Linked DNA regions of Homo sapiens: region 2 is linked to region 1. A link is an interaction called in ENCODE POLR2A ChIA-PET data of the cell type or tissue named here. Cell type or tissue: MCF 10A. All regions are shown on one strand. Links, peaks and the distances in the headings refer to the core of each region. The heading gives the core; the rest is flanking DNA.

What was found. ChIA-PET counts read pairs that join two places held together with the same protein. Peaks named below come from ENCODE experiments on the same cell type or tissue, not always from the same donor. Only the 100,000 strongest peaks of a DNase experiment are listed, where the experiment ranks them.
Region 2: POLR2A ChIA-PET joins it to region 1 with 5 read pairs; 5 of 35 experiments call an interaction of 5 or more read pairs at or near these places.

The regions. Positions count from the first base shown.
Region 1 is chr6:42,922,919-42,928,285 of GRCh38, reverse strand. It overlaps PTCRA (pre T cell antigen receptor alpha), which reads right to left. Exons shown (of 4, transcript NM_138296.3): 2 at 4,939-5,259; 3 at 4,013-4,057; 4 at 2,448-3,025. The coding sequence ends at 2,604. It also overlaps a transcript of CNPY3 not described here. Among named protein-coding and RNA genes, the nearest start is that of CNPY3, 3.9 kb to the left of the region's middle. In MCF 10A, for the core only: no CTCF peak of the experiment used is centred there; no DNase peak of the experiment used is centred there.
Region 2 is chr6:43,123,996-43,129,362 of GRCh38, reverse strand. PTK7 (protein tyrosine kinase 7 (inactive)) reads right to left here. Exons shown (of 20, transcript NM_002821.5): 2 at 99-386. Among named protein-coding and RNA genes, the nearest start is that of SRF, 45 kb to the left of the region's middle. In MCF 10A, for the core only: no CTCF peak of the experiment used is centred there; a DNase peak (open chromatin) is centred at 3,012.

The sequences.
Region 1 (5,367 bases), core at 368-5,367:
GCCGGGCTTGGTGGCTCACGCCTATAATTCCAGCACTTTGGAAGGCCGAGGTAGGTGGATCACGAGGTCAGGAGTTCAAGACCAGCCTGGCCAAGATGCTGAAACCCCATCTCTACTAAAGATACAAAAAGTTAGCCGGGCGTGGTGGCACACGCCTGTAATCCCAGCTACTCGGGAGGTGGAGGCAGGAGAATTGCTTGAACCTGGGAGATGGAGGTTGCAGTGAGCCGAGATCACGCCATTGCACTCCAGCCTGGGCGACAGGGCAAGACTCCATCTCAAAAATAATAAATGCCGGGCGCGATGGTTCATGCCTGTATTTCCAGCACTTTGGGAGGCCAAGGCGGGCAGATCACAAGGTCAGGAATTCGAGACCAGCCTGGCCAATATGGTGAAACCCTGTCTCTACTAAAAATACAAAAAAAAATAGCCGTGGTGGTGGGTGCCTGTAGTCCCAGCTACTTGGGAGGCTGAGGCGGGAGAATTGCTTGAACCCTGGAGGTGGAGGTTGCAGTGAGCCGAGATCGCGCCACTGCACTCCAGCCTGGCGACAGAGCGAGACTCCGTCTCAAAAAATAAAAATAAACAAATAAAAATAAAGAGGAGCACTCTTGGTCTTCTTTAGGCTGCCCCTGAACTCAGTGTCCTACAGACGCACACAGACCAAAGTTGCTTCTCTGGGAAGTTGTCTGCAAATTGGCCATAAAACCCTGTTCCCTGATACCTTCTTGTTTCCTTCCTAGAGGTTGGATATTTATGCTATTTTATGAAGACTTCAGAGCACTGAGGCCCAGGCCTTGCCACTTTCTGACTTTAGTTTCTTGTCCAAAACTGTGTTGGTAACAAAGCACTTTGGATAGGCAGGGGCTGTGGCATGTGGAATTCCACAGTGTACAAGATCAGGACACCCTCCTAAGGTCCTCCATGTTTTCTAGGCTTGATAAGACTTAGGTTGGCTCAAGCTGGGCACAGTGGCTCACACTTATAATTCCAGCACTTCGGGAGGCCAAGGCAGGCGGATCACTTGAGGTCAGAAGTTCAAGACCAGCCTGGCCAATGTGGTGAAACCCTGTCTCTACCAAAAAATACAAAAATGAGCCAGGCATGGTGGCGTGTGCCTGTAGTCCCAGCTACTTGAGAGGCTGAGGTGGGAGAATTGCTGGAACCTGGGAGACAGAGATTGCAGAGAGTTGAGATCGCACCACTGCACTCCACCCTGGGGGACAGAGTGAGACCCTATCTCAAAAAATAAAATAATAAAATAAAATATAAAATAAAATAAAATAAAATACTTGGGTAGGCTCAGAGCTTGGCCATGGCCCTTGATTCACCTCGGCTCAGAAGCCCTCCTGGGAAATAAGATTAAGCCAGCCTGACAGTGGAGATTGAGAAGCCTGGGCTCAGCATCTGGCCGGACAGCTAGGAAGGGATAGTGGCCAGAGAAAGTCTGAGGCTATAGTTGGGCCCCTGCCCACACCCTCCCTCAGTCTGTGTGTCAGAGAAGGAACATGCCTTGTGGGGATGGTGGACAGATTCATCCGTAGAAGCTATGGGACCCTCCCACCCCAGCCACCAGCACCCAAGAATCCCCAAAACAAGTGGGAGAATCTCCTTTCAGGCTGGTGAGAGATGAGCAGTGGAGGAGGCAGTGAGAGTTTTTATGGAACAGTAGCTGAGAGAGCACAGAGGCTCAGGGGAGCTGAGGGTGTCCTTGAAACCATGTGTTGGGGTGCTGGGGCATAGTTCCCCATCCCCTCCCTGGGGGAAGGAAGACTAAAGTTGATCCAGCAGACTATCCTATGGGGCCCAAGGGACAGGTGGATTTACATGACAGCACCCAGAGTCTCTTGGAGTGATTACTAGCAGAGAACCCTTGGGAAAGTCTGGATTTCCTGCCAGCGCTGGGCAAGCAGGGGACGCACACGTTATGCTCTACTGTGGAAGCCTCATACTTGATCAATACAAGAATCTTCTTTATGTAACAACCAGACCAAAAAAGCCAAACCTCTTTAGTACCTGGCTCAGGGTTGATACTTAAAGAATATTTGTCAAATGAATAATGACTCTTAATTGATTAATAAACTGTAAGTTTGGAATTAATATCTCATACTCTTGTTATTGAAAACGATCCTGTTCCCCAGAAACCCTGGCCCTGTTCACCTCTGTACGAGAGTTCACATCAGACCCACCACCCACCTTCCTGGGTTCCTGGGCTCTCTGCCCTGACCTCTCACAGAGGTTGGGCCAGGGTGAGGAGAAGAGGGGGCCTCCCCGCTTGCTGTTGGGGGAGGAGACAGCCGCCTTCCCAGCCACCAGTCCCACTCTGCAGTTCCCAAGTTCTGTCTCAGGAAGCCCTCTTCCTCAAGGGAGCTTTCCTGGATTTTTCCTACTTCTAACTCTGCCAAATTCCTTCCTCCCAGGATAGACATGAATTCAAATATTTTTCATTTGCTGTGTCATTTAAGTTCTTTTTTAATGTTCTCAGTCATCTGCTCCCTAAATGCCCCTGTAACTGGGTGGATCACCATTCTCAAGGGGCCCCCTTTTGGATGGCAGAGACACAGCCTCACACAGTGTGACGCAGGGGAGGTAGAGCCCTGCCCTCAGGCAGCTCCAGCCTGCAGAGGAGGAGGCAGGTCACCTGCAAAAAATGCTCCAAGACTGGAGGAAGGAGCCCTGAGGGCAGATCTTGAGCACCAGGCCTGTGCTGGGCAAGTGGGGTAACTGCTGAGGTAAGACCCTTCCCCCCATACTGGGCTCCCGGGCTTCCGACCCGGAGGGGTGTCACCCCAGCGGCGGTCCCGAGGCTGGGGTCTGGGTGAGCTGGTGGCCTCTCGTCCCCCAGTCTCCGTGGCCGGGTGCAGTCGATGGGAGCCGAGGGCTCGCAGGCGGGTGGTGGTTGCGGGGGAAGGCAGCGGGCCCGCGGGGTCGCACAGGCAGCTGCAGGTCAGGAGCAGGTCAAACAGCAGCAGCTTGAAGAGCAGCAGCCGCAGGACCCCCAGCCACAGCGCCCCACCCGGTGTCCCTGCGAGGAGGAACCGCTCAGGAGCCCGCAGGAGCCCGCAGCCCCCTACCCCAGGAGAGAACGGCGGAGAGGGCCTTGTCCTCTGCCCTTGCCCGTCCCCTTCACCCCCTCCTCCAGGGAAAGTCCTTCCCGGTGTCTAGCCTCCGTTCTTACTGGTAATAATACATACCTTCCTGGCCTTCATTTTATTTTATTCCCCAACAATCATGGGGGTAGGGGTGGGGGCCACGCAGGAATTAATTAGCATCTGATGCAGAGAGTAACTAGCTCAAAATTCTTTTTTTTTTTTTTAGATGGAGTCTCACTCTGTCACCCAGGCTGGAGGGCAGTGGCACGATCTCATCTCACTGCAACCTCCACCTCCCGGGTTCAAGTGATTCTTCTACCTCAGCCTCCTGAGTAGCTGGGACTACAGGCGTGTGCCATCACGCTCGGCTAATTTTTGTATTTTTAGTAGAGACGGGGTTTCACCATGTTGGCCAGGCTGGTCTCGAACTCCTGACCTCGTGATCCACCCACCTCGGCCTCCCAAAGTGCTGGGATTACAGGTGTGAGCCACCGCACCCGGCCTCAAAATTCTCTATTTGGTCGGGAAGCAGAGTTGGACCACAGCCCAACTTCATGACTGTCCGTCCAGGCTCTTTCCATCACCCCAGACAGCCTCCCATTTACACGGCCTCTAATGCTGAGACCCCCCTGCCTGGGCTGCCCAAGGAGGACTCCAAAGACCCCTCTGTTAGCTGTCACCTGTGCTTCTCAACTAATGTCCAGGAATTAGGCTGGGGTCAAAGGATTCACCCCCATCTTATGCTAGGTAGACTGAGGCCCATGCTAGCCAGTGCCCCAACCTAGCATGACAGCCTCTACATGGGACACCTACTGACCTCCAGTGTAAGACCCATTAGGCCAGAGCTGAAGGCCCCACCCCCCGGGCCCAAGGTCCTGGTCCCAGCCTCTTATTCCCCACCCCTTGCCCGGAGTACTCACCCCTGAGAGGCTCCTGGGGGCAGGTCCTGGCTGTAGAAGCCTCTCCTGTTGTCCAGGGAGAAGCGAATGAGTCTTTGGGGATGGGCCATGCACTCTGGAGGGCATCCCCAGTGCTATGCCCAGGCCCTGGCACAGGGTGGGTGTCGAGGCATTTGGGGTAAATGGACAAGTGAGCCAGCAGCAGAAACCCTGAGCCCATTTGCTGCAAGTCCTCTGAAGACCCAAACATCCCTCACTTTGCAGTGTCCCCTGTTCTGTGCCCTGGGGAGGCTGGGGAGCCCGGAACTCTCAGATAAGGAACTGACTGTCTTCGCAGCATTCTTTGGAAGTCAGGGCACTTAGTTAACAAACATTCCCATTTGAAAGATGACAAAATTGAGATAATCCCTAGAGAGGAAGTAAGTCATCTGGTCAGTGATAATAATAGCTGACTGTTTCAAAATACAATGGAGGGGGAAACAAAAATAGCTGGCTTTAGACATGTTGCTTAACCTCCCTGTGCCTGTAAAATTGAGGGAATTATATGACCTGTCTCATAAATGTGAAGTCTGTAGAACACTGCCTGGAACAGAGTAAACACTCAATAACTGGTAGTGATTTGTTAATTAGTTTGGTCCTTATAGGGTGTCATGTACACAGGGTGATTATCTATGTGTGTATAATGAATCCTAGGTGGAAGGAGGCATTTTTATCCTTGGAAGCCATGCTGCAAAGCCTGGATTTCAAACAGATATTGCAGTGGCAAATCCCAAAATTCATGGCCCTGAGGCCACTCTCCCCTGAGCCCAGGTGTCACCTCACCCAGAGGCTCTGCGCTTGGACACCCTTCATGCCTTTGTGGCCTGGAGCCTGCCCTCCCTCCAACCATATCCTGGTGTGTGGAAGGGGACAGGGAGCATCCGCAAGGGCCCAGGCTCCATCCCCACCTGACAGATGCATGGGCTGTGTACTCCTGCTGTGACCCTCAGCCCCAGGCCCAGTGTGGCAGACCAAAGGCTCCCAGGATGCCAGCTCCTCAGAAGGCAGGGAGAGATGGGCCAAGTTGGTCCAGGTGCCATCCGTTGCTGGGGAAGGGCCATAGGTGAAGGCATCCAGTGCACTGCCATTGCCGGCTGAGAACCAGATGGGGCTGTCAAGGCCAGGGGGTGCAACATCAAGGACCAGGCAGACCACCACCATCTGCTGCTTTCCATCCACCAGCAGCATGATTGGTGGGGCCAGAGAAGGAAAGGGTGTGCCGCCCACACCTGCAAGAGAGCATGTACCTGTGGGTGCTAGACCAGCTTTTGGCCTCCCAGGCCAGCATTGTGTTGTAGGCTAGGGTTCTACATTTCTGTCTTTCCATCCATCCATCC
Region 2 (5,367 bases), core at 155-5,154, 200 kb before region 1:
ACTGGAAATGGGAGAAGCTGAGGTAAGGGAGGGATCCCCCAGGCCTCAGTCATTGAGGGTCTGACAGGGGGACTGGGCACAGCCCCCCTGGCTCTCACATTTGATGTTGAAGGAGGCGTTGGCACTGCGGGCTTCTTCTCCAGTGACATCATCCCGAGCCACACACTGGAAGGTGCCAGAGTCCTGCAGCCGGTCCACAGCTGCAAAGCTCAGGCTGCTGCCCTGGGCGAAACGCCGCTCCGTGTCCTGGACAGGGGCCCCATCGAGCAGCCAGTACACATGTACCGGGCCCGGAGCCTCAACCTCACAGCGAAGCAGCGCCCGGCGCCCCTGCAGTGCATCCTGGGAGGACGGCTGCTTGATGAAGACAATGGCTGTCTGGGTACCTGTAGATGCAAACAGGGGAGAGGCAGGGTCAGGGGGAGCTGCAGCCTCTGTCCTAACACAGGCCACCTTGTGCACAGGAGGAAAGGGGCTGTGTACACAGGAGGCGTCCAGTAAGTGCAGGTGTGAAGGATCATGATGCCACAATTGCAAGAGTCCCCTGAAAAACTTTTCTTTTTCTTTTTGAGATTTCTTTTTCTTTTTTTGCTCTTGTCACCCAGGTTGGAATGTGGTGGTGTGATCTCAGCTCACTGCAACCTCCACCTCCTGGGTTCAAGTGATTCTTCTGCCTCAGCCTCTCGAGTAGCTGGGATTATAGGCATGAGCCACCACACCCAGCTAATTTTTGTATTTTTAGTAGAGACAGGGTTTCGCCATGTTGGCCAGGCTGGTCTCGAACCCCTGACCTCAGGTGATCTGCCCACCTCGGCCTCCCAAAGTGCTAGGATTACAGGCGTGAGCCACCACGCCCAGCCCCCTGAAGAGCTTTTCAACTGTGCTGAGTGCTCTGTAGGATACAAAGACACAGTAGCCTCTCCTCAAGAGGTCTGAAGACTAGAGGGGCACACAGAACACAGTTACAGTCACATAAATGCCAAATGAATGGGGTGGGCAGGCAGTAGTGACTTGAGCACGAAGGAAGAAGGGACCCCTAAGGGCTGGCTGCACAGGGAGGCTTCCTAGCAAAAGAGAGTCTGGGCCTGCAGGGTGAGATCACAGGAGGTTTTGATGCCAGGCTGAGGAGCCGGGGACACTGCAGGCCACCTTCCCCCAATACAGACTCAGGAGGTTTAGTAAAGTTAAATCATGACCCAAACAGCACCCTGGAAAGATGGCTTCACTCATGCCCCTCGACGGTGCCAGCATCAGAGGTGGCCACAGATGGGACGCTTTGAATCTCATCCGCAAATGCTCTGCAGCCCAACGTTTCCCAGACGCTTCTTTGAAAAAACCCAACCCATCACTGGAGAAGCCAAGATTCTCTAGAAACCTGGGCTACTGCCAAAAACAAGCCAAGGTCATTCCCATGTCCTGTTCTTTTTTTTTTTTGAGACGGAGTCTCGATCTGTCACCCAGGCTGGAGTGCAGTAGCGCGATCTTGGCTCACTGCAAGCTCTGCCTCCTGGGTTCACGCCATTCTCCTGCCTCAGCCTCCCGAGTAGCTGGGACTACAGGTGCCCGCCACCACGCCTGGCTAATTTTTTGTATTTTTAGTAGAGATGGGGTTTGACGGTGTTAGCCAGGATGGTCTCGATCTCCTGACCTCGTGATCCGCCCGCCTCGGCCTCCCAAAGTGCTGGGATTACAGGCGTGAGCCACCGCACCCGGCCCCATGTCCTGTTCTTTATCCCTGAAAATCCATCTGTGGCCAAGGTCAGCTTCTCTGTGTTAAGAGGAGAGCCATGTGGTTCCAGAGTTCCACTTGAAGTCATTCCCCTTCCTGCACCATTATAGTTCAGCTCTGGCCACAGGGTCCCCGCAACCAAAGGTGGAACTGCAGTCAGTGGGAACAAAGGAAAGAGGAAGAAGCCTACACTGTATGGCAGATGGGTTTAGGGAGGCGGAGGGCAGAGCCGGGCAGGTGGGTGGCATGGTTACGGCGGCGGCAGGAGCAACACACTGGACTTTGTTCCTAGCCCGCGTGGGCGACTTGCAGAGGCCTGGAGCCACTGGGCCTTGAACACAGAAGAGGACTCCCTGATCCCCCCGCCCCCGGAAGAAGAAATGGGCCACCTGGAACTGCTACACGAAGCAGCAGGCTCTGCCTTGAGCCAAACTGGCTGGGCAAGGGCAGAAAGGTACTAACGGAGTCTTTTCCATCCCTTCCCAAACCACTGGAAACTAATCTTGGCCTACAGAGCCCCTTCCAAGTCCCTGGAGGTGGGGTTCTGTTCTTTATGGCATGAGAATCAGTCTCCTCATAAAGTCAGTGTCAAGACAATTCCAGGATCCCCCAGGCTGGGTCCAGATGAGGGGCTGCCCCTGGTGTTGGTCCGTCTCCCAACATGCTCATAGGTGCCAGCCCACATCTCCTGACACAAAACCCAGTCATGGAGCTGGAAGCAGCTCCAAGCAGCCCATTACTTCTCAGCGTGGCACTGATGGTTCTCTGGGTGAGCTATTCCACCTGCTGTGCAAGTTAACAAATCTGCCCTCCCGGCATTGTGACAATTCAAACACATCCCTACACATTTCCAAATGATCCACAGGAATAGGGCTCTGTTCCTGCTCAGCACCGTGGTACAGATGGGTAAACCCAGGTCCAGGCACAAGAAGGAATCTGCCCACGATCAAATAGCTCATATGTGGCAGAGCCAGGACTATGACCCAAAGAAACCAACTCTGTGCTCTTCCCATCCCCGCCCAGGGACTCAGAAACAACCCTGGAAGCATCTGATCCTACAATGAGGAGTCACATTCCCGACTGCCAGGTAGTGTGTGGACACACCTCTTGCAGACAATGTCAGGCACACAAAGGCACCCAGCAAGCACTGCCTGAACCAAAGTGACCTCTGAGGAAGCGTGGGGCAAGAACTGGTTCACGGGGTACTTCTGGAGCACCTCTCATGACACAGATGGGCAGAATCAGACTGAGTCCCCAGTGGGCCTCTGCAAATGTGACTCACCAAAATCCTAGGACCTTTCTTTTTTTTTGAGACGGAGTCTTACTTACTCTGCCACCCACGCTGGAGTGCAGTGGTGCAATCTTGGCTCACTGCAACCTCCACCTCTCGGATTTAAGCGATTCTCATGCCTTAGCCTCCCGAGTAGCTGGGATTACAGCTACGCACCACCACACCTGGCTAATTTTTGTATTTTTTGTGGAGACAGGGTTTCACCATGTTGGCCAGGCTAGTCTCGAGCTCCTGACCTCAAGTGATCCACCCACCTCGGCCTCCTAAAGTGCTGGGATTACAGATGTGAGCCATGGCGCCCTGCCCAAAATCCTAGGATCTTTGACCCACAACTCCAGGAGGCTTGTCAAAGACCAAAGAGAGATCACCTGCCTTCGAAGTGTGGACAAGCCCCCACTTCCTCGCTCAGCTTCTGCAGACATGGTGGGGAGCCAGGAGTCTCACCCACACAGAGGAGCAGCTAAGGGGCTGGAATGAGACAGGCTGGGCTCAGATCCTGACCTGTTACACTCAGTGTGTCTGACCTTGGGTAAGTAACACAGACTGTGTCTCAGCTTCCTCTGCCTCTCTCACAAGGCTGTCATGAGTTGTAAACCTGGAAACATACATGAAGTGCCTTGCAAATGGTTCATCTTCAGTAAATGGCAGCTACTGTTAATATTCTCATGATCACCCCTCCTGCTCAAGGACTCAACTTCTAAGAAGATTAGAAGGCTCTCCACTTGCCAAGTGCCAGGACCACTCCCAGACCCTGGCCAGGGAAGGAGCTGCCACAGCAGAGAAGTCTGAAGGCAATAAGCAGGTGGTGGGTGGGATAGAGGGGAAGGGGCCCTGAGCTTGCAGGAACCACAGACCACCTGCCACAGAAACCCAAGCTGGGAGAAGAGACAGCGTGACTCAGAGAGACCCCAGCTCAGCCTCGGCCACCCCCAGCTCAGCCTCCAGCACCCACTCCTGGGGCTGGGACTGGACTGCTCCATAGCTGTGGTGAGAGATGCTGCATTCCCAGACTGCCACTCAGAGCCCCCTGTGCCCCAACGACTGGGCCTGGGAAACATCAAAGCTGGCCCCGAGGGGGCCTCTGTCCTGACGTCAGCTCACAGAAGGTCCTGGTTAGTGCTTGGCTGGGACAGACTTTAGATGTTTCTTTTTTCTTTTTTTTGTTTTTTGAGACAGAGTTTTCGTTCTTGTTGCCCAGGCTGGAATGCAATGGCACAATCTCAGCTCACGGCAACCTCCGCTTCCCGGGATCAAGCGATTCTCCTGTCTCAGCCTCCCAACTAGCTGGAATTACTGGCATGAGCTACCACGCCCAGCTAATTTTGTATTTTTAGTAGAGACTGAGTTTCTCCATGTTGGTCAGGCTGGTCTCGAACTCCCAACCTCAGGTGATCCACCCGCCTCGGCCTCCCAAAGTGCTGGGATTACAGGCGTGAGCCACCCCGCCCAGCAGATGTTTCAAAAGGCAGAGAATGCAGCTCCCAGGTCTGCTCCAAGCCCCCAGCCCCTGCTATACGCACCTCAACCATGAGGCTCTTTATTCAGGTTGGCCCAGTGCTGCGGCACCCATGTTTGCTCAGAAGACAGTCTGTGGTGTGCCCAGCCTGGCCATCTGCCCAGCTTGCAGCGGGGGACGTTGGCCTGTTGTTTGTTGTTGGGCTATTTTTGAGATAGGGTCTCACTCTGTTGCCCAGGCTGGAGTACAGTGGTGCCATCACGGCTCACTGCAGCCTTGACCTCCAGGGCTCAAGTGATCCTCCCACCTCGGCCTCCTAGGTAGCTGGGACCTCAAGCATGTGCCACCATGCCCAGCTAGTTTTTTATAGAGACAGGGTTTTGCCATGTTGCCCAGGCTGGTCTTGAAATCCTTAGCTCAAGCGATCCTCCCACCTCGGCTTCCAAACTGCTGGGATTATAGGCATGAGCCACTGTGCCTGGCTTTGGTCCGCTGTTTTGTTTTGGGGAAGCAGACAAAGGAGACCTGGCAGAAAGGTCAGACTCCAAGAAAGGAGCTGGGAAGTAAGGGACTCTACTTTTGCTTTGTCAGAAGCTTTGCTGATAACAAGAAATGGAGGACAGCAATGACAGAGAAGAAGGCAGGCGGTTCGGGATTGAGGTGGTACCTGCCTCAAGGTGATGTAGTCACCAGCACATTCCTGTCCCCGCCCCCTGACTTGAGTATGCCCCCAGGACTGTGGTCTGGGAAAGGTCCTGGGCTTCCCGAGGCTGCCTCCTCTTTTGCCACCGGGCCATGCCATGCAACCCCCTCCACTGCACACAAGCCCCCATGGAGATGCAGGCCACGTGACCCCGGAGGCAGCCAGCTCCATGTGCAGCTTTGCTGCTG